Regions from separate parts of the Mus musculus genome. Here regions 2 and 3 are each linked to region 1. A link is a loop called in an ENCODE intact Hi-C map of the cell type or tissue named here. Cell type or tissue: heart. All regions are shown on one strand.

What was found. Hi-C counts contacts between places; a loop is a spot of excess contacts. Peaks named below come from ENCODE experiments on the same cell type or tissue, not always from the same donor. Only the 100,000 strongest peaks of a DNase experiment are listed, where the experiment ranks them.
Region 2: a loop joins it to region 1, with 1.9 times the contacts of the local background. A loop is called at or near these places in 3 of 42 quality-filtered maps.
Region 3: it touches region 1 in a loop (4-fold over the local background); 2 of 42 quality-filtered maps call a loop at or near these places.

What each region holds. Positions count from the first base shown.
Region 1 is chr4:82,300,550-82,308,549 of GRCm38, reverse strand. The region is part of intron 11 of Nfib (nuclear factor I/B); the gene reads left to right. Among named protein-coding and RNA genes, the nearest start is that of Nfib, 200 kb to the left of the region's middle. In heart, no CTCF peak of the experiment used is centred here; a DNase peak (open chromatin) is centred at 4,069; H3K27ac peaks cover 2,961 bases.
Region 2 is chr4:82,432,633-82,440,632 of GRCm38, reverse strand. All of the region lies in intron 2 of Nfib (nuclear factor I/B), which reads left to right. Among named protein-coding and RNA genes, the nearest start is that of Nfib, 69 kb to the left of the region's middle. In heart, a CTCF peak has its summit at 4,580; DNase peaks (open chromatin) are centred at 2,382, 4,682 and 6,592; H3K27ac peaks cover 2,549 bases.
Region 3 is chr4:82,242,741-82,250,740 of GRCm38, reverse strand. No RefSeq gene overlaps it. Among named protein-coding and RNA genes, the nearest start is that of Gm11264, 180 kb to the right of the region's middle. In heart, no CTCF peak of the experiment used is centred here; a DNase peak (open chromatin) is centred at 4,210; H3K27ac peaks cover 1,916 bases.

The DNA of each region.
Region 1 (8,000 bases):
TGAAACCAAAGTGATGTGAAACTTTGGTGATTTGGGGTGAGTAGTTCTGGAATCAGAACTTGGTGTACCCCAAAAGAAAAGATAACCCACACACGGGAAAGAGTGACCACAGTCACTGACAGCCCTTGCAGAAGCACTGTTCATCTTGAAGCTCCCATTCTCATCAAGAAAGTTGATGTGGGCAAGCAGCTTCAGATCATAATGAATCAGCGAGGAGGAGGACTACCAGAATTTATTGATTTCATTTATTCTCCTTCTCTGAGGATACTAATCTTCCATTGAATTAGTGGATAACCATGTGAGATGGCCTGACTGACCAGCAAAGACTGGGAGTTCTCTCTGGGTTGCATCTGCTCTTCTTGCCACGCTTCAAGAAGGGACATAGTTGGCGTTTCAGGTGTATCTATACATTCTGCAGGGACTCACTGAGTCAGGGGCAGGGTTGGGGCTGTCCTAAGTACTGTCTTGGTCACACTCACAGCAATTTTGAGTCTGTACATCACAGTTCAAAATAAGTGTGGACAGATGAGACAGCAATCTGCTTTGCTTTGCTACCATTCTCAAAGACAGACATGACTGCAGGATGTGGTGGAGCTTGCTTTTAGTCCCAGCATGGAGGAGGCTGAGGCAGGCGAGTCTCGAGTTTGGGACAAGTTGGCCTACACATGATTTATAAATGGTGCCCTGAAGTTGTTTTTAAAACTTGATGGATTTTCATTTCTAGATAGAATACTGAGAAGACAAATCCTAACTGCCTGTACCACTGTCACTTTCAAGAGAGACTGGGACAACCGAAGGTGTAGAGTCATCTTAGTAGTAGGACAATATTAGGGAAAGAGCGGATTTTTCAGCCAGAGGCATGAATGACTGAGCTTTAATATGGTAGATAAAGAACAGGCCATAGTTCATGCTTGTTGTGGTAACTCCTCGTTGTTTTTCTCATGGTTGTTGTTGTTGATGATTATATTTTGACTTAAAATAGAACTAGATCACTTTCCTTTTTCCTTCTTTCCCTCCAGCCTCTCCCAGCTACCCACTCTCCAGTCCCCCATGGTCCTCTACTCTCATTGATAGCCTCTTTTTCTTTGATTTTTGTTGTTTTATACACACACACACTCACACACACACGTGCACAAATGTTTATGCATAAAGGTAATCATGGAGACTGGAGATCACAACCTATATGGGTTGTGACCCCTTTGGGAGTTGCATATCAGATATCCTGTATATCAGATATTTACATTACAATTCACTACAGTAGCAAAGTTACAGTTATGAAGTAGCAGTGAAAGTAATATTATGGGTAGGGGCAACATAACATGAGGAACTGTATAAGAGGGGTCACAGCCTTAGGAAGGCTGAGAGCACTGCTGTCCATAGGAAGGCCAGAGCAAAGCAGGCATTTGGATTTGCTTTCTTTTGTTGGAATTGTGCGTGCTGCCACCTGGTTTGTCCTCTCTGCTTTCTTTCTTGCCTGGACCACTTGCCCCCTCGACATGCTTCCCTATCAAATGCAGCTTCTTTGGAGGGTTGAAATGACAGGAACTGTGTGCATCCTGTGTGAGCTAGAGAGCTATCTGCCTGCCACATCCAACCCCAGCTCAGAAACCCCCTCCGGCACCAAAGCTGACTCTTGGGTCAAGCTTCCACTGACCTTCTAGGTTACAATCTTCAGGGGTTTTCTTGCTTCGAACTTAGCATGTGTGAATCAGTCTCCCTCCCCCTCCCGCTTTGTGTGTGTTGCAGGCATATACAATCACAAAGCTAAGTAAGGGCTTACTGAAATCTAGAGAGAGTGACATTTCCCGCCTAAGCAAATGCTTCCTTGGTAGGGTTGATGCAGAATAAAATGCTGAAGGTCTCGCTTCCTTGTCTGTCGGTGGATTCACCTTCTAGGAGGACTATAGGTGATGGCAAGGCACTGCAACTGTTCTTTTCCTCTTCCATCCATGCACAAGTTCTGTTGTTTTTGCACACGTGAGTTGTGTGGGTGTGAACACAGAACAGTTACTTGCTCTCTTTAGACCCTAGCCTGACTCTGGCACTCTCAGATACGAAGGGACAGTGTAATCGAATGCAAAAAGAACGCTGGAGGACAATCTGAGAATAATAAAAATATAAGTTATTTTGAAACACTGGATGGGTGATTTATGCAAAAGAGACGCTGGATTGACCGTTTCCTCTTCCCTTCTCGCCCTTCCACCCCTTTAAGAAAACGCAAAGCCACAAGTGAGTAGTTGTATGTGTTTGATGGCTTATATAAACAGAAGAAGCCTTCAGATGGCTAAAATAAACACGAGTGTGTTACAGAAGGATATGTTTACACGAACCATTTGCTCAGCCCCTGAAATAATGAAGAAATGAAGATTTGACTGAAATAATTGGGAGGATTTTTTTTTTCCTGCTTATGATGCCATAATTGAATGGCACCAAAGAGACTTTTATCAGTGGTTTTCCATGTTCCATGTGTTCCCAGTTCCTCTCTTTGAGTTGAATGCTTCATCCTGCCATTACTTTACACGTGTTTTTGTAAGAAATTGTCGTTTATTACTGCAATTCCAGAGAGTTGCTTGATTTCCCAAGAGAAGTTTAGCAGCCAGTAAAGGTTATTTGGATCTGGCTGGTCAGGGGGAGGGCAAAGCAAAGGGGCAGCCGTGTGCATGGCATGCTCAGTAGTTATTGTGAAACACTGCTTTTCTTTATAAAATGTATGTTCTCTATCGAAAGACTAAAAACCAAAAACTTAAAGATAATTTTCAGTAGGTTGCAAACTGCATTCACACGTGTACGTTTATGTAGACAGGTAAGTGTCACATGCGATGCATGTATGTGGACAGTCCTGTTCCTATAGAATTAAGCTACTGTTTACTTCAGCATTATTTAGACTATCCTGGCATGTCTCCTAGGTTAGCATTTCCTGCTCAGGATTTCTTATCTTGACACAAAACTGCAGTCCGGGGCAGCTGGGTTGTTTCTGAAGTTCCTTGGGATGGTGGTGGTGGTGTGTGTGTGTGTGTTTGGGGGGCTGGGGGGAGGAGGGGAAGCTGGATTCCCATCTCTGAATCTTCTTTTCAGCTGTTGGCTCTAAAGTGTTCACATTTTTATACAGCATCCTGGGGCCCTAGCACCACTCCAGGACTAATAGAAATGCTGACAAGCTAGGTGGCATAGGTGAGTCCTTGGTTCAAGGCTGAGAATTATGAAATCTAAGGTTGCATCTGAGCAGGGTTTGGTACCAGGGCAGCTGCTGTTGTCATCCTTTGCTTTGAATAGTCTCGTGAAAGCAGTGACTTTCTGTCCTCATCAGCATCATTTGCACCTGTTGGGAGAGCAAAACTGAAGGCGGTAGTATTTTATTCAGATTATCCGAAATGGTTTTCACTCACTCGCTCACACACACACACACACACACACACACACACACACACACACACACACACAGTGTCTCTGTCTCTGATCTGGCTATTGGAAGCAGTGTTGAGACATCATTTTCGCCTACCTTTCTCCATTTATAAAGAGAGATTTGTCCAACTGGCCGTTTCCTTTTTATCTAGACAAACTCTTCAGAACACTTCCTAAGAAATTAATTGTATTCCAGCCAGACTTGCATGCTGCCATCCCACAGGAAATGGGTCAGCAATCCATTAAGATGCCATTAGATAATCTAATTTGGAACTTAATCTCTAAATTAACCATGCTCCATACTTGAAGCATACTTGAGAGAAAGAAAAAAAGTTTACGTTTGAATCGATAGGGGAGCCGAAGCGTGAAGAAGGCTGTTTGTTTTTTCTGTAGCTGTGGTCACGTCTCAAGCCGTCTGGTAACCAGGAGAAACCAGACATGATGTAATTCCAGATTGAACTTGAACTTCAGGGACTTAGCATGGGGGAACAATGGGCCATAGGAATCAATAATGTCCATTTTCCACATGATTATGTCTGGAGCTTTCCCGTCAACCCTTTTGGATGGACAGTGTGGCCAAAGCGAGATGATCCAGGGACAAGATGTTAGAGGAAAGAGAACAACTTTCTCCATGGTACTTTCAGAGCAGCGCTGCAGATTCCAGCGGGATTAGAAAAGTTCCCGCTCTGCAGTGAAGTGGGAGCTCGTTCAGAGCACTCTTTGTTCGCCTAGGTAGGACAAACTTAATCTTCCGTTTCCTGTCAGATGGTTTTTGGCAGCAGAGCCAGAGAGGGAGGAGCAGGATTCAGAACATTCTCAAAATGCAAACCTTACTGGTTAACCCTTTTGCAGCTAAAGGAAGTGTGCTAAATGCTGACCTTGTTTGAAGATGGTTTATGCAAAGCACCGTGTAAACACGCACACTCTCTGCTGAGGAAGTCAGCTCCATTGCGGCCCACACACCATCACTTCATTGTTGTGATCAAGGAGCTGGAACTAGGTGTACTGTGAATCAGGTCATATTTAAATAATAGAGCCTAGAAATGAATGTATTTTTATAGGAAATGCTACAGCAGTAAAGACAAAAGCCTGTTGAATTTCCACATGGGGAATAATAATATTTATGTTGCATATCAGAAAGTGTAGAAATAGAGTTTCCTCTCCTATTTTCTTCGTTCTGGGAGCTCTCTGCATATGTGAACACAGTGAAAGGGCCAATGTCATAAATATAATTGTTAACTCCTTGACATCTTACTCTTCAGAAATCTGGTATAAACAAGTCCTCTTCTTTAGAAGCAAAACTGTAAAAATAATACTAGTATTTGCTTTTAAGAAAAATCATTTGTGAAAGAGTCTCCTGGCTTTTATACAAACTCACATTTCTCTTTCATTTAGTATGCCTTTGGGGAGCCTTTCTGTGAAAAGCACTATTTTGGAGAACCGGAGTTTTTTTTTTTTTGGTAGGGAAATGTCTGTAGTTGAAGAATCACTTATGCAAATAAGAGGAGCAGTAACCCTTGTAACAATAGCATTGAAAAGAAGCCCAGGGGTGGAGAGGAATACAGACTAGAGAAAGGCTGGAAATCAACATGTGGGCTTCCCTGTGGCATGGTCTGGGAGGAGTAAATGACTACAGTTGGCCTGTATGTTTTTATATTTTAATTGGCAATAACATCCGGTAGCTTCATAAGTGTGTGTGTCTGTGTGTGTGTGTGTGTGTGTGTGTGTGTGTGTGTATGCATGCACGGGTGTCTTGTAATTGATTTGTAGTTAACAACTTCATAATTTTCTATCATAGGTTTTTTAGCTCTAAAATATGAGCAAAATCAAATCTTTAAAAAATATGCTTAATTTCCTGATTGAGGGGAAGGATTGCCCTTTAAATCTTATTTACATTTGACTGTTGTAAGCAAGTAAGTTTTTGTGACTTTTGAAGTGCCTGGGTTCCCTTGTTGAAGGGCCTTCTAACATCATGTGTGGAAGGAAGCCTCTATAGTAAAAGCAAAGGGTAGCAATGATCTGGTTCCCTAGACAGCTGCGCTGTCCCCATGTGAAGTCACTATTGCGTGTCGTCTTTTGCAGATGCAGTACTTCACTGGTATATGATACCCCCTTTTTTTTTTAAATTTGGAAAATACTTTCACTAATGCGTGCTACAATGAACCCTTGATCCAGCGTCCCCCAGAAGCAAAGCCGTCTGAAACAATTGACTATAAACCAATGAGGTTTGACAGCCTCCCATTTGATGTTATTTTCAAAAGTGTGGCTCCCCAAGGATTAACAATAAAGAAGGCTATTTACCTACTTAGTTAAGAAATAAATACACTTCTCTTTCATTACTATGAAGTGCTATTGCTTGCAGTTAGATTCATTCTATGAGCCACCTGCAGTTTATGATATTTGGTGTTTCCCAGAGAGCCCACTGGGGCCCTTTGCAGAGCAGGTAAGAGCTAGCGAGGGGGCTTTCTGATGCAGACTATTACAAATAGTTATAATCATTAGAAATCATCTTGCATGCAAATAGGATCATTCATATGGCGATAATGATCATTAAAAATGGGAAAAATAAATCAAAGAAATCCAGGACCTCTATAAAGCATGTAGTATAATTCACTTTCACTCTGGCCCCTTGTAAAAGGGGGCTCAAAAGCAAATTACTGTCATACATCCACATCTGCACACACACAAAACAAAGGCACATATTATTTTCAGTTGGAAAGCAACTAACATTGGATAAATCAATTACAGTTACTAATGTGGAATTATTCTTGTTCAGGAGATCTCATGCATCTAAGTGTCAGCCATAAGCCATTGGATATCATTTATAATTCACCTGCAGTACAAATATAGGAACAGGAAATTGAAATGTTTTTCACAGAGAGTTGAAGTAAAGAGTATGGGTAAGAATGCAGATTCCAGGGCTCCAATCCTGTGGCTAAGACCTGGGCTTCTGCTACCTAATACAGTGTACAGTTGGGCAAGACTTCAGGCTTCAATTTCCTCATCCATAAACTAAGCATGAATGTTGGTTGTTAGGATGAAAAACCTTAAGGTAGGTCAATCACATAGACCATGTATAGCAAATCACTCATGCTGTGTAAGTGCTATTGATCGGATGCCGTCTTCTTTGTTCTAATATATTAATAGATTCAACCTGAAGCATGCTCATTTATTCTGTCCACTGATGTGAATGAGTTGTTTTTCACAAGAAAGCAAGCAGCTAGTTAAGATGCAAGATAGTATATCTAGACTTAACTAACATACCTGAGCCAATTCTTTCAGACTTTTTTTTTTTGCTTTAGCAGAGAAAATTCCTTCCTGCATGTTTTTGGAAAAGATATTAAAACCAGCATGTTAGTAATTTATCAAAAATGTCCTTTGGCCAAAAGAATAACAGGTAACACCTGAAACTGGTGCAAAGTAATTGAAAGCAAATTTTTCTAAATTACCATTTTCTGTGGTCTTCAGGCTCCCACCACTATCTGTTAACAATATGGCTACTTTAATTATACAACAGACTTTGTATAAACCTAACAAATCTTTGTTCTCTATTACTTAGTATTGCTCAGGTTTCTTAAAAGAGTTCCTATAATCCTTGAAGGAAAATCAGTCCATCAGTCTAAATGGCCAATAGTGTGATTCCCCTGGACAGTATTAGTATAATTAGAATGCTGACATTCTATGACCTAATATTGGAATGCTTAATTCATTCTGAAATGAGCACTGATTAGTAGTTACGTGGATTGAGCCATTCTTCCAATACCTCTCACTGTTTTAATGACCTAAGACTAATAGGTGAAGTGTGTTACTTTGGTTCCTGCCTCAACTTAATGACTTCATCTATGTTTACTTGACACCCTGTGGTTCTGGTAGGTAATTGTGTTAAAAGCCAAAGAACCAATCACTTTTGGCCTTGAAGCCACTGTCACAGGATGAATTTATTTATTTATTTTTGTAATGACCAACAGATGTTGTTTCGGCACTCACTGCTGTTTTGTTCTCTTTCTTTGAGAGATAAAGAATCTATTCACTCTGTTAGTGGAACAACTTGGGTTTATCCAGATTAAGAAGTAGACATAGAGTGAGTTTTAAAGGCATGGTTGGACTATGTATAAATCTACCAAACCCTTGTGCTGTATTACTAAGTACATCGCAAGTTTCTTGAGAGTTTCAAATCACTTTCCCTCATAGTGCTCACTGCAGTGTTACGGGGGAACTTCTTTTTGCTTCCCAAGAAGACAGATCTAGAGACTTTGAGGTCTGTTGCCTCTGACAATCCACTCAGTGCACAAGTCCCCATGTCAACATTATCTAGGTTATGATATAGTTTGTGTGGCATTATGGCGAATTCATTGTCTCCTGAAGCAAATACCTTAAGAAAGTTCTGTCCCAAAAGTCCTTTCCAAGGTTGGACTGACATGTGACTTTGTCAGAAAGCAATGTTGCATAGTGAAATGCCCACGAGACACAGACAAAATAATTAGTATCCGGGGCTACATGAGAGAGATTGGCCTTTCTTTCCACATGAGAGGGGATACTGATGGCCATTTCAGGAGTTCATAGATAAAACACCAAAGATGGAATCTTATGTTCACCAG
Region 2 (8,000 bases), 130 kb before region 1:
ATTCCTTTCAAGGTACTGTCTCCTAACCAACATACTATACAAATAACTTCGGTTTAATATAGCTATATCTTGATGTGTTTAGATTTGGTAAACGCTCCTATCTTTCAAACATGCATCATTTATTTAAAATGCATAGGCATATGTTCAGAACAAAGTTATTTTCGGTGCATATATATTCATTAGCCTCTGTGTAAAAGTGCATTTCAAGGAACAACCATTTGAATGTTTATTTTTCTTTTAAAACTTCCCTTCTCCTCCATCTTGCTTTAATTGAACTCTGAGCTTGAATGAACTCTTTAAAGCCATTCCCATGGAGGGAAGAGCACATGCAAACGTGCTTGACTGATATAAAATAATTTCTTTGTTGATCATATACCCATGCATGATAAGATATGCATAAGAAGAAATCTGGTAGAGAAGTATAAATAATACTTATCTTTAAGCCAGCATCTGTCATCTGCTTCAGCAGACAGTACTTGCTTTCTTCCTAGCACAAAAAGGGCCGGGAGATTTATGGAGCAGCTTTGTCTCTGCTCTGTGATGCTTAATCAATTTTTATTAAATTCTAAATTAAAACTTGGCTTTCGCTCCAGTGACATCTCTGATGTATACAACACGGAGAAAGATCATGAGGCCCCGCAAAGGTTAAGCACGGGTGGTCCAAAGCCCCAGTCTGCTGCTCCTTCCCGGACCTCACTGGTAACTCTGGCCAAGTTCTTGGAGGGACGTAGGAGAATCAGGAGTGCAGCCTCAGCTTTGGACTCCCCAGTTTCCTTCAGCTCGTGGGTATTTGTAGTATGTTTATAGTACTCTCATGCATGTCCTTGCATCTAAGAGGATATATCAGTTCTGGCAACGTACAGATAATGTGCTCATTTTGCATTCCAAACACTCTGATAAATTAGGACTCACCAGTTATAATTGCAGAGAATTTGAATTTTTTAATCTTCATAGAGTTTTTCCATATTCAAGACCTGATACCGATATGAACATTATAGCTTTTTATCTTCCCTGCCTGAATTTCCTGATAAGCTCTGCATTTGGAATGTTCTAGTCTTTTCCTAAAAATTCTCTTTAAATACCAGCGTGTGGTAGAAGTCCAGTCAAAGAGACCAGTTTAAAAATGACCATCTTACTTGGTCAAAGTATGAACCAAGTTCGACCCTGCTTAGCTTCTGAGATCAGAGGAGATTGGGTGCATTCAGGATCGTGTGGCCATAGCTTATATTCTAATGTATATGAAGAATGGAGTCTTGTGCCAAGCTGAACTTTTTTCTTCTGCAGGAAACAAGTTTAACAATTCCAGTTGTGATTTTTTTTTCTTTTAGATTCTGCATCTATAAGGAGAGGAAGAATGGGATTTAATTTAAATTTTATTTCTCTGCTGAATGCTGATATTTTTGTTTTTGAATTTGGCTTTTCTTACATCTGGTACACAGCAGACTAACCTGTACATATTATTCCTTTGAAAGCGTATGTTTATGGGCGCTGATCCAAGAGACGCTTCTGTATCTACATTTCAAAGTGGAAGGTTTCTTGAAGAAAAGAGGGGGGAGAACTATGAAATTTGTTGTTAATTATTGTTTATGTTCTGGGAAATATGGCAAGCTGTAAACTTACGATGAGAAGATCTGTGTTTTTGAATTATGTAATATGTTCCTTAGGAGGCATGGGATTGCAGGAGAACCTGGGAGCCAATCTTTTCATGCCCAGTGAAAATTAATAACTCATGCAGCTGGTCCCTGCCCATCACTCATCTGTCCTTCACCACATTTATATTTGCCTGTTGCACACCACCATATCCTAGTTACCAGTGCCATGTGGACCCAGAAATGCTGATATTTAGAAACTGTATTTATCGCTGGGCAGTGGTGGCGCACACCTTTAATCCTAGCACTTGGGAGGCAGAGGCAGGCGGATTTCTGAGTTCGAGGTCAATGTGGCCTACAGAGTGAGTTCTAGGACAGCCAGGGCTACAGAGAAACCCTGTCTTGGAAAAACAAAACAAAACAAAACAAAAAGAAGAAATTGTATTTATCTACCTATTACCCAGGGCTTGGTTAGCATTCCTGACTTGTCTCGTTTTTAGTATCAACCTGGTACTGTAGAAACATGTAGGTAGAAGTACAGATACCGTGTTCATAGTTCAGTAGCTCAGCTCTGAAAACAGAGAATGGGCAGGGAATGGCCCAGTATATCTGGCCCTCATCTCCTGGAAGTGTATTTGGTCTCTGTGTGCACCACCCACGTGGCCTTCTTTTTCTGCTGGTTGAGAGAAAGCCTTTGGACTGATCCCTAGTGTTGAGCATCCCTAGTGGAAGGTGTCCCTGCTCAACTTGATGCACAGAGAGACTTTGAGGATAAAGAAGAGTTGGTCCTGGCTTTCTCACTTCAGAACTGTATCTTACTATGCCCTGGCCAAAGCCACTCGACTTGCCGACTGTGGATCGAGGAGAACGCTCTGTCTGCCTTCTGTGTTTCTAAGGGGTGATTTTGAGTAGATGAACTGAGGCTTGGGAGAGGTTGCCAAATGAGGTGGCGATGATGGCTAAAGAGACTGCGACTTCGGGAGTGCTTTCTGGCAGAAGTACAACACAGACGGTATCATGTTTTTGACCATAGTACTTTAGACAGGCTGCCAAGTGTTTGTGATGAGATAGGGCTGTTACTATACTTTGCTTTTAACTTTACTTTTGCATACAGTGTATCGTTCTTGTTTTATAAACTGTGTTGCATACTTTTGTCTCTCTATAAACAAGTGAAGCTGTTGAGTTTTTGGACAAAGTTTGAAGCAGTCTTGTGTTGCTTCTATGCTTTATGCTCCAAGTTGAGAGCTGAATAGTGAGATCTTTTTTCGCACCATTTATAATGCGATGCACATTTTGAAGGCAATTTAAATTCTTTTGACTCCCCAGCCATATGCTTCAAAATGGAAGCATTCTACATGTCTGAATAGAGAACTAGGTAGAAGAGTGGCTCACACATGCCCAGCAAAGTCTGCAGTGGGTTATTGTCCTCAGTGGGGCAGTCCAGTCTCTTAGAAAATCGCCAAGTATTAGCCCCAGCTTTGTTGAAGGAAATTTAAAATATTTCCAAGGCTACACATGATCATTGATATTCAGAATTTATACGTGTGATGAGACTTTATAACTTGTCCAGCATATTATTTGAAAAGGTGTCAATATGGAGAGTCATAAACTTGTAAGTCTAGTTTGTGATGGAAAGACAAACGCGAATAGGAGTGAGAACTGCATTCCTGTTTTGTAATCGCCGTTTTCCCCTATCCCCTTTCAAGATCATATTCTTCTTCGTTCCTGCCACCGACCGTCTCGCAGTTTATTTCTAGGCTGGGAGAGTGGAGTGAATACTCTCGTAGCACATAAACTTCTCCATTCTGCTTCTCTAGAGAATATTTTTCATTGTTTTCACAATCCATTCTGCCCGGGTAGAAAACACCAGATCTCTCCAATATTTGGAAGAGAGTTTATACTTTCTCGGGTAGAAATATCCTGTTGCTAAACTTCTTTTTTCATAATCACGCTGATGTGTTGTGGTCATGCTGCACTGACCACATGGATGCCATCATAGAAGTAATTTAACAGATGTTTGGATGGCTAGGCTTATGCACCTTTTTTTGGAGTTTAGGGGGCTGGTTTCTTACTATATATCTCAGGCTGACTTGAAACTGAGGATGCTCCTGCCTGATCCTCCCCAGAGCTGGAATTGCAGCTGTAGAGACCACACCTAGCATTTACATGTCTGAGGTTAGGACACAGGCTCCTTCCCATTCTCATTAGAACTGTCTTCTTTGTCTCTTCCTTCCATTTCTATCTTAGTTAACCACGGGCGTGTGATGTTAGATTACATAAAAAAGCAATTGTCTTTTTAACTTTCACCAGAAATGGGGGGAGGGTACACTGACCACCTATGAGTCATACCTTTTCCTGATAACAATTGCTTATAGGTCTATTGACCTGCACCTGTAGATTTAGAATGGCAGCACTCTTGATGTGTGTACAGTTGCTTGTACACACACACACACATACACACACACACACACACACACACACACACACACACAGAGGGAGAGAGAGAGAGAGAGAGAGAGAGAGAGAGAGAGAGAGAGAGAGAGAGAGACATGGTTTTCTTGTCTTGCTCTCTGTGTAAATAAAAGTTTTTAAAGATAAATTAATGTTCTTCTCTGTAGCACTCTGACAATAACTTGTTAAATGATTGAGATTTATTTTGCATTTTAAGGAGATTTCTTACGATGCCTGTTAATGGGATGCGTTCGTTAGCATACTTGAACAATCAGCAGTAACATCCTTTCTTATTAAAAGCTGTGCTATATAACTCAACAGCTTCACAATACTTATCCCTTGATGGACTTTCACCACTAACTGACCTCAGGTTGTTTGGGAAACAAGGGGAATGGGGACTGAGGATTAAGAACCAATAGAGAGAGGGAAAGAAAAGAAACCAGGAACTGAACTTGGTTTATTTTTGAGAAGTCCATGGGTTGCTATTTCAGTTGGGTGAAACTGTGTTATTGTTTATCTGTGCTTTCTTCCCCTTGTGGCAAGAGACGTGGTGAATAGACACTCACTCCCAAAGACACCAATTCCAAAGCCCTGACTCATGAGCCCACAATGAAATACGAGGATGCAGCCATTTCCTACCTTTGTTTGAGAGCAAATGGATTGGCCCAGGCGGATGTGGGCCTAGGCTGCAGGGCTTTGCAGAAGGAAATGCTTTCGGTGGCCCTTCAGTACTAGATGCTCTCTAACAACCCCTTTGTATTGCCCTGCACAGAGCAGTGCAGTGTGAAAGTGTTCCAGAGAGTATACAGATCTAGTTCCGGGGCCCCTGCTTGTGCACTTAGAGCTTCTATGAGGCAGGGGAAGTAGAGAGAGACTTTCATTGCTTCTAAGGCAGAGGATTTTGAATGCTTATTATACAGTGTAGTGAATGCACATACCTATCGCTTGCTAGCAAATTCCTACGTGGTTGCAGCTTCAACATATAACCATGACTTCTAGGTACCTTACAGCTTGGCCCCATCTTACCTCTTCTGCAACAGTTTGCCTAAGCTCTGTTACAATGTTGCCTGCTTTCTTATGTTACACTGAAACTGACCATGTCACCACCATCTAGCATTCATGGGTCTCTGGTGTTTGTGTTCTGGAATCTCTCTTTCCCTGGAGAGTTGCAGATTCCTCTTGCTTCCTTATTTTGTCCCAAGTCTGTCCAAGTTACCTGTGCCTACAGAGTCTCATATCTCTTTGTCATTCCTCTCCCACCTCCCAAACTGGTTGCCCTGGAACTACCTCTCATGCGATACGAATTTCGGTCTTTATTACTGTTCCTGAGGCTTGCTAGAGTGTTAGCCTCATGAGGGGTTAGAGCTTGAGTCATTTTGTGCTCTTTATTCCAAGGCCTCAAATATAGTAGAATTCATATCTGTCTGTGCCTAGAACTTGGAGGAAAACAGGAGATCTGAATAAATGAAGACCCACTGTGGGCCATCAACAGATGGTGCTAGCTTCTTCTCTTGGGCCATTCCAGGCATTGCTGCACTTCAGGATGACTTAGTTTCCCATCTTATATGTGGAAACAACGATTTGCACACTCAGAAGCATTCTGGAGGTCTAGTTATGAGGAGTAATTCTGTGTAGTGAAAAGGCAAAATACCAACTTAATGTTCTGAGAAACAGTACAGGGGTAACGAAAGATAGTGTGTACAGTGGATGGTGCATCTCTCTGGGCCCATGGTTTTTCTTGTGTGCTCTGTCCCTGGGCACGTTTTCAGTGATAATGCTTGGAATGGTTTTGCAAGGGAGGAGTAAAAGACAGTTGAGCATGTGCAACATGCAGAATAGAACTTGGGGGTTGGGGCAGGCACAGTAAAGTCAGAAGACGAGACAAATGAGAAATGGAAGCTGTATGTTGTCATAATAACCAGTGTCTTTTCTCAGACATGATAGTTTCTTTCTAGAACTTTCAGAACTGTGATTTTATTTTAAACCTTTGAACTTATTCAGTCTGGAAAGAATTTCTTCTGTCTATGTGGTCCGTAGCCTACAGTGTGGTGTATGGGTCAGTGGCCCTACTGTTGGGCTGCCTAGCAAGTCTCTGCCAAGAGGATAGCATAGGCCGAAGTGCGTTTTCCAGTGTGAGGGTATATAGGAGATAAGGAGGTGGGAGGGGGGAGAGGGGACTAGGGAGAAGGGGAGAGGGGAGATGGAAGGGGGGAGGGGGGAGGAGAGAGGGAGAGAGAGGGAGAGGGGAAAATCTGGATGTTCTCCAGGAAGGGGCTAGGAGAGAACTCGAGGACAAACGCTCCTACTTGGAACACACACCAAATACTGGATTTTTTTTTTTAAGAGAAGCCAAAATTAAACCCAGTAGAGCTTACTGTTTGCTAATCAGCATGTGTTTACTTTCTCTTCCAAAACTGAAGTTGCCATCCAATACATTTCCTACCCAGTGCTATGAATCTGTCCAAATAAACATGGGAAGTAGCGAAACAATGACACCGTACGGAAAAACGTCTCCTCGTTCATTAAATAGGATGTAAAATGCCCTGGGATTTAATCCTAGCCGCAAAGTGAAGACTGACACGGCCTGGTTCATGAAGGGAGGGGGGTGGCTCCCCTCTTGAGTCAGTCAACATGGACGGGCAGGATTCTAAGGGAACATACAATTATACCATGCTGTCCTAAGCCTAAATGAAGATGGCTCATTTCAGTCCAGTTTCACTTATGTTCACTGTGTCAGAATATTTGGTTGTAGTGTAATCTTCTGATAACATAACTTAAGCAACAGACAGTTTTAATTTCCATCCTAAACTAGAGAGGTCGCTGACAGAGGTTTCAGGGTGACATTAAGAGTGAATTTCTCTGGAGGACAGAAAGAAGCTGTGGAAGGAGGCTTCTTTGTTGCGGTCAGTCTTGAAGAGTACAGTAGGAAACAAAATCCATAATCAACATTATAGAAAACCATCAATTCATAAGACTGACAGTTTACTTAGGCTGTTAGGAGATAGCTCTATATAGAAAGATCATGTCTTTTCCACACGTGTGAGTTTCTATAAGGAACATTGTTACAGGAATATGGATGGAGACATAGTTATTCCTGGGTTTTCATTAACAGTACATTATAAATGTGTTTTCAAGTGTTTAGCCAAGTCTTGGGATTGCAGTTCAGGTTCCTTTTAGGAAATAATAAGATATCAATTAGTTATTCTTTGTTGTGAACTTAAATAAAATGCATTTAGCTTTTGTCTGAATGTTATTCAAAATTCCTTGTACTCACTGTAGCAGACTCCAGCGGATAGAAACTATCATCACAGTGGCCACAAAACCATAACACCCACAGACTTGGGAAAGGGTACTTGGGCTGAAGAGGTTTGGGAGGTTGGGGTGGTAGGACGTGGTATTGAGAATGGACTGGGGGAGCTAAGAGGAGGGTTGGGGGTACCCAGGATAACTTACCTACTTGTCTGACATTTTCAAAGAACAAATTTAATAGAAGTTATTTTAGAAAAAAAATCCAAACCAACACACACACAGATACTCTGAAATAAGACAAGAGCAACAGCAGAAAAGTCTCAGGTTTGCAGAGCTCCAGCCCGGAGATTGAGTGGTGGTGTGCACTAAGGCCAGGTGCTCCTTCTGGTCCTGCTCTAGACTTCCTCTCCATAGTAAAGCCCCCTGCCCCCGTCCGTTCCTTTCAGGCCCAAGTGATGCTTCTGGGTATCGGCATAGCATAAGGTGGCTGAAGTATTAGCCACCCACTAAAGTTAGAACCCTTCCACCTGCACAGGTACTGGTATGTCATATTTTTAGGATGAGATAGCCATGTTGAACAAAAGCTACATGAACTTGCTTGTTGTCTCAGCAATCCAGTCAGATTATTTACTGAAAAGGAGTCTTAAACCTTCGGCACTAAGTCTCAGTTAAGCCTATGTAGATGTCAGGAGAGGGACCAGCGTAGCAGTG
Region 3 (8,000 bases), 58 kb after region 1:
TAAATCAAGAGTATCATACATTTTATATGTAGGTTGCTCCAACTATGGCTAATTTGTGAACAACTGAAGCAACAACAAAACAACAACAACCAAAAAAGCAGCATTTATTTTGAATTCCAATATAGCTTTATTCAGTTTCTTTCTCTTGTTTTTCATGCATTGATTTTTTTCTTTTTTGAGAGCACAATGCCATACCACACAGTCTGAGTTTCCCTTCTTTCTGTTTAGCCTCTCTCTGCCTGGGAACACTGAGAACATTCCCGTGCACGTCCAAACACCCAGCGTTAACCCCTCTGTGTACAGAAGAGCCGGCAATGACTTGGCTGGGAGCTGAGGAATTCTCTCTATCAGCTCCTAGAGTTTCATAAACGCTGTCATTTAGGGGTTAAATGTAGCATACATTTTTTTTTAAAAGCATAATTTGTTGAAAGAGGCCTGAAGTAGAATATGTGAATTTGAGAAGGTGGAAGAGAGAGACTGTGCAGGGGCCTGAGAAACCCGGATTTAAGCTGGAGTCAGGGGAAAGGCCCTACTGGGGATTTCAGTGACTCCTGTCAGCTTCTAGCCATTCCTGTTGAAATCCCTCATGGTACCTTTGACAGCATATTATTACCCTACAGTAAAATCTTCTCCCTTCCTGGGGATTCTGAAGTGTGGAGCAGTTAACTGTGGGTGGAGGGATATTTCCAAGCGGTTCTGATGATGTGAGTGTCTCAGGAGCTAGGTTGGGACCACGCTCGCTAATTTCTGTTTCCATTTTCACTGGAGTCACACCAACAGGAGAATATGCCTCCAGGTTTCCAGTTGTATAGCTTATTGTGTATATATCCTATAAAACCAAAAACCATATGGAGAATTTTGCTTCCCTGGCTTTTTGTATGTGTGTACCAGGAAGTAGTAAAATGTTTTGAGATGCTATTAAGTCCTTAAGTTACAAAATCAAGATTCCACCTTAAAAATTTTCCATACTGTACGTTGTTGCATAGCCCGGGGTGCTGACTGCTTGCCAAATATCTATCAGAGAGTGATTTATGATATATGATACGGTCCCCAGCCCAACTGGAGGCTGCGTAGTTGAAACATGAGAAAGGAGAGGCCTTGTTCCTTCGAAACCACGATGGTTGGTTTGTTTGGCTTTTCTGAAAGAACATACAGTACAAAACGTGCCACATTTTACTGCACCAAAACTTATACAAGAAACAAAACACAATTCAGCTAAAATCCCTCAATTTCTTTTTGTCATTTGCAAGCAATGGTTTTCTCACGGAACGGCTGTTCTTTTTCTTTCATTCTTTCATTTCCACCCCCCCCCCCTCCACTTCCCTCCCAACTGCTGCTCATCTCTGAGTTCTAAAAGAGTTTCAACAGCTCTGTTCTGGCAATTAAAATGTTTTAAAATGAAATCTCCACTTCAGGTTTTAAATATTTTATGTGCTTTCCATTTTGCTATGACTAAGGATGTATTGTGATTTCTGGTGTTTTCTGTTCTACAAATGTTCCCTTTGCAGCTGGGAAGGAGTACATCTCCCATATGGCTTCAGGACACTTTGCAGTTTGCTTTGATAAAGCAATATGGACCCCAGCAAGGGGAGGAAAGCAGCCATTTTCCCTCCACACCCTAGCTCTCTTCTAGCTTGTACCTTTACATTTGTGGTAGCAGCAGGAAAAGGGACAAGGTGACTCTTGGATTTCAAAAACACCGTTGCTTTGGTATTGGCTGCCTTAACAGCTTAGCTGTGAATGTGAGGTTACTTTTCCTGATATGAATGTTTATTGCTTAGCCACACCCCCAACACAATACAAGAATTCATGATGTATTACAGAGCACATTCAAGTAACTGTGATATCCTGGTTTGTTTTCCGGGTTAGCTTGTATCGTTGTTATTTTTCCATGCTACAAAATACTCTTTGAAAATATGATTCCCAATGGCTCTGAAATGTATGTTGATATCCCGGTTTACTTAAGTATTATTTTTTACTGTGCTACACTAAGACACTAAACATAGGTGTATTTCCATGTTAATTGGCCTCTTATCATTATGGCAATCTGAGGAGTAGTCCTCTCTATGGACCTTTGGAGGTAGTTCTACTTACATCATAAGATAACCCAGCACTGAAAACTGCTGGGCCCCAATTTTTCATACTATTTGAATGATTCTGCTACAGATTTTTGGACTGGTTTTAAAAGTCTTCCCTGAGTTTTTACTACCACCACTGTATGCTGCCTATGTGTGATCTTATCCTTGTATCCTCCAGTGCCCTAGGTTAATTTTCCCCTAGCAATCTAATACATGAAAAGTGATAAAACTAGTTCTAACTGGTATTATTTTAACGTTAAAGTGACATGATTTCCTCTTCTACATAGCCTACTAATTCAGAGCCTCCCGTTGCTCAGTTTAATCAACTTTCTGAAACTCTGTCTTCTGTGACACAGATTCATACGGGAAACAGATGAAACAAGTTCTTGTAATAAGCCAGACATGGGTTTTCTTGAGGAGCAATTGAGCAACACATTGAGATCAAGCCAGAAGTTAAATGAGTGGCATAAACTTATTACCTACCTGGTACCATCAGCTTGTCCTCCGCAGGACAATGTAAGCCTGCAGATGGTATCTATTAATGCTCCAGAGGAAAAGCAGCTATTGTAGTTTTTGTTCTTATTTCTGCTCAGGAGTATGTATCCCGTTTGATGAATGAGTCTTAAAAGTAGGGTCATTTATTTTTGTTTTTTTCAACATTAATTTTTTATTTATTAGATATTTTCTTCGTTTACATTTCACTGCTATCCCCTTTCCTAGTTTCCTCTCCAAAAGTCCCCTATACCCTCCCCCCCGCCCTGCTCCCCAACCCACCCACTCCAGTTTCCTGGACAGCATTCCCCTATACTGGGGCATATAATCTTCGCAAGACCAAGGGCCTCTCATCCCATTGATGGCCGACTAGGCCATCCTCTGATACATATGCAACTAGAGACACAAGCTCTGGGGGGTACTGGTTAGTTCATATTGTTAATTAGGGTCATTTATGTAGTACATTTATTTGATTGTATGGAGGAAGTGTTTTACTACATAGCACAGGCTGGCCACTAACTTTCTCTTTCCCTTCCAAATGTTTCCATGATTGCTGCATGCATGTATCCACATCCAGATCCATCATGCATTTGGATCATCTTTATCTATCTCAGCTGTAAACAGTTTCAACTGAAATTGTGTGTGACTTGCTTTCACATATGAGAACTACAACTTCTCGCTTAAAGAGGTTGAAAGTGGCCAACAGATCCACTTCAAAACCCGTTTTAACATTATTTCTCCTGCCTTTGGCATTCTCTTAAGTTCCCACTTATTGAATACCTCTGATGTGATAAGTATGTTTCCCACTTGGTCTCTTTTATACTTTGTGACAATATAATGAAATTTGTGATCCATTTTCACAGGGAAAATTAACATCATAGAGATTATAATGGTCAGTTACTCAGAACTGTAGACTATGACTATGAACTGATAAGCACATAGAGGTTCAAAAATCCCTGTTTAGAAATTGCTTGGATACTATAGGATAAAGGCATCAAGAACCCTCAAGTAACCTGTCAGAAACTACTGAGTGACTTGGACAATTGAAGACTCTTGATTGCTTATATACAGGACAATGCTTATAGATTTCCTAAGGAACACATATCACAATGTTAAAGCCATTTTTCAACCTTTCTTGCTTTAGGAGTGAGCCTCCTAATCAGTGAAGATCCAACATTTCTTAGATAACACACAAATTTGGAAATGATTTCAGGAACTTATCTTGTGACTCCACATTGTTGGGCCTGTCCTTAGCTTTGGCGGAACACCTTGGGTTTCTACCTATATATCTTGCAAATGCTTTTACTTCATGATTTAATAGTTAGTTATCTATCCTTGGAACAGTCCAGTTGAGGTTTTTTTTTAATAAAGATAGGAGTTGATCACTAATGGAAATGCACTAGAAGATATGCTAATGGTGTTTTAAGGATGTGCTTTTAGTATCCACTCTTGGAAATCTCTATTTTAATTCTCTGGGGCTCAGGGTTTAAAAGACCAGATTTTCTAACCTTTGGAGTCCTGAAGCTCAGATAACCTGTTGCTATTTTTGAATATAAGTAGACCTTATTTGGCATTAAAAGAACTGCCCAAGGGCTTACCCCTTTTCTTACTCTGGTGGTGTTTGGATTGTCAGCGGAAGCCTTGAGCTTTGAGTCTTGGCAAGGCATTGCCTTCAGACAAACATCCTGTAGACAAAATTGTCCCACAGGCACTCAGTGTTCCAGGATGATTGACAGGAAGCAGTTTGGGCTGAGAGGAGGGAGGATAGATGCTGAGATTGGAGGAGGTTCCCAGGTCCGGCAAACAATAGTCAGACTCTCAAAGGAACCTCACACATTCTTTTACCCACACACTACAGTAGAAGCTTGGTATATACTTGGTGGCCATGGGAATTAGAGAGTGTAGGTTGATCTAGGGGCAAAAGGTAGCCTGGTTTCAAACCTACAGGGACAAAACAGCAAGGACTTGTGGCGATGTATGTAGCTGTGAGATAGGCACAAATAGATATGCAGAGATTTGAGGTGGCAGCGGGATCAGTAATTTAAAATGAAGTATTCTCCCAAAGAAATCATGACCAATACAAACTGATACTGGTCATTTTGGGCAGAGGAATTGAAGCAAGTGGTTGGAAGAGAAGCTTGAAAAGGCAATGAAAAGAAGCTAAAACCATCTAGGACTTTGCAGGGTTTCACATTTGGCCAGTTGCTGGTGTTTGAGCCAAGCCTTCTTATTATTTATTTTAGAAGTTGAAAGTAAGGTTAAATAAAGTTGTCTGGTGTCACAGAATCAGACATGTGTGGCATAACTAGGGTGTGAGTGCCATTTCTTAACACCTTCAAAATTCATGTGTATATAAATTCCTATATTTATCTAGGTCCTCCCCTCTTCTCTCGGCTTCAGTCCTGTGAGGGAGAGAACTCATCTCTCTACTGCAGTCTCCTGGAGTTTCCAGAGGTTTTTTGCATTCCAGCCCTGAAGTCTTTCACCATTGGTGGAATCATTAGGCCTTCTATCTCAGGGCTTTCTTTACTCAATACCCTGCTTCCTTTGCTACAGTGCCTTTCTTTTTTCTTTCTTTCTTTCTTTCTTTCTTTCTTTCTTTCTTTCTTTCTTTCTTTCTTCCTTCCTTCCTTCCTTCCTTCCTTCCTCCCTCCCTCCTTCCCTCCCTCTTTCTTTTTGTTTCCTTCCTTTCTTTCTTTCTTTCTTTCTTTCTTTCTTTCTTCTCTTCTCTTCGCTTTTCTTTCTTTCTTTCTTTCTTTCTTTCTTTCTTTCTTTCTTTCTTTCTTTCTTCTCTTTCTTTCTTTCTTTCTTTCTTTCTTTCTTTCTTTCTTTCTTTCTTTCTTTCTTTCTTTCTTTCTTCTCTTTCTTTCTTTCTTTCTTTCCTTTTTCCGAGACAGGGTTTCTCTGTGTAGCCTTGGCTGTCCTGGAACTCACTCTGTAAACCAGGCTGACCTCGAACTCAGAAATCCGCCTGTCTCTGTCTCCCAAATGCTGGGATTAAAGGTGTGCGCCACCACTGCTGGGTTACAAGCCTTTCTTTAATCTGATACTCTTCAAGATACAGTTCCAATGCTACCTGAGACACCCCTGTGTGTTATTCTGTTCCATTTCCCTGAGCGGGGTTGATACCTTTCAAACATTACAATCTTACTGCACAGATGACATTGATAACAAATCACTTTAAACATCAGACCTGTCAATTGTTGACATGATGACACCCTGTTTAAAACCTATTAGGAACTGGAAGGTGTCAATTCTGTGCAGATGTTTCTCAAGGTCTGAAAGTCCCTGGAAGATTCCTTCCAAGATTCCTGGAATTAATACAGGCTGAATAGATATTGGCAGGGCCCAATTAAAAAAACACTATCTAGAAATCCATTTCCCACCCTCTCTCTCCTCACTCACATACATGTTCCTTTCCTCTCCACCTATTTTCACTTCTGTTCTCTTTCATCCCTCCTTACATAACGTGTGCATACAAAAATGGCAGTTTCTGTCATTTCCATTTATTAAATCTCTCCCATTACCATTGTTTCAAGACAACTCTCCTTTATTTTTTCTATTTCTAAGTTGATGGAAATGTTTGGGAAGGACTAGGAGGTGTGGTCTTGTTGGAGGAGGTATACTATTAGCAACTAGCTTTGAAATTCTCAAAGCCTTGAACTATTTCAAGTTAACTCTTTTCTGTTTCCTGCTTGCCACTTGAGATATCAACACTTAGCTGCTGCTCCCAACATTTGCTACCTGCCACTTCTACTTTGCTGTCACGGACTTTTCTCCTCTGTAACCATAATCCCAAAGTAAACTCTTCTATAAATTGCTTTTGTGATGGTCATGGAGCAATAGCACAGTAACAAAGATAGAGAGATATGCATCTGCATATCCACACCAACAATAAATCTTTATAAGGTATAGAGTGTCTGCCAAGAGCCATTCTTTCCTTACTCCCTTTCTTCCTTTCTTCCCTGATGTCTTATTTTTCAGCAAGCATAGGTGCTCAATTGTGGAATAGTATCTATACATTTACATACCTTCTTTCTAAATAGATATTTGAGATGATTGTAGCACATCTAGACTTGTACTTGTGTGTATTTTCAGTTTTTTTTTTTAAAGAGCAACGTTGAAATTCCATTTATTGACACAGAAGACTTGACATGCTTGGTTCTGAAATGCTCTCCTAGCCTTGTCTGCTGTGAGTACCTGCCCCAGGCAACATAGCCTCCCACTGGTTCTTGGAATCCCCTGCATCCTTTGTTCCTGTTTTTACATCTACCAAGTGAACACCTACTTCCCACATTCCATTACTCGCCCACCTCTGTCTGCAACCCAAGGAGGTCTTATCCAAGTGCTGTGGCCTTCACTGTGACTGATGTGTCTCTATTCTAGAAAGTCTAGATTTGTGCACCACTTGTCTCCTTGTACTTTCATTGTTCCTGAGCACATGCCACTATGTCATTCTGCCACTTCAGAGTCTTAATGACTTTTTTGAACTCCTCAGGATCCTGGGATCTTACCATTTATATTTTGGTCACTTGTTTTTAATACATCACTTGTTTACTTCTTGAGATCATTTTCATTTCTTGTTATCAGATGAGGGATCAAGGGAGTGAAAGGTGATATTTAATATTAGGGTATCACATATCTAGCACAGAGCTAGAATCTTTATCATATAATCCTATTTAATCCTTCCCCAGAGCTAGTAAGTTATTATTACACTTTGAAGCCTTGAGGTGTTTGTCTAGCACCATATACAGCATGCATCAAAATTTGGTAATCTTTTTCTTTCCAAAGAGATGTAGTCATTAAAAGATTCATGAACCTATGAGGGACATTTTTTATTCACGTCACAACAAGAAGAAAGGAAGACAGCACATAACCAGAGAGGAGGGGGCAGATGATAGAATCCATGGGAAGATAGAAGACCCCATGGAAGGTACAAAAGACTGAAAGATTCCAGTGTACCTTAAGATCGGTGTGTGTGGTTTGTGTGTGATACTTGTATGAATGTGTAGGAAGGTGAGGGTTACTAGGTAAGAGATGAAAAGCTTTCTCTGTGCAGTTGCCTTTATTTTATAGTGAGTACAGCTAAGAGTTACTGACCTGTGAATCCTTTGATTGCAATGTGCAGAGCTGGCAGGAAAGGAGCAGAGGAAGGAATATAAAAGGGTAAGCTGGGTAGTCATCTTAACCTCCACAGACATAGGTGGAGAGGTGCTAGGATGGTACTAGGGGATTATGGAGAGATGAGCGTGTTTTTAAAGCTGTTAGGTAGCCCATATGAAAGAGCATACTGGCTGATCACCTTTGAGGAAGAGGAAAGTGGCACAATTAGGTGCTAACCCTTTGCCTGATAAGTTTGTTCATGTTAGAACAATTATTTGCATAGGGAACTTTGAAAGGTGAATAGATATGAGTTGGCAGATGAAGATG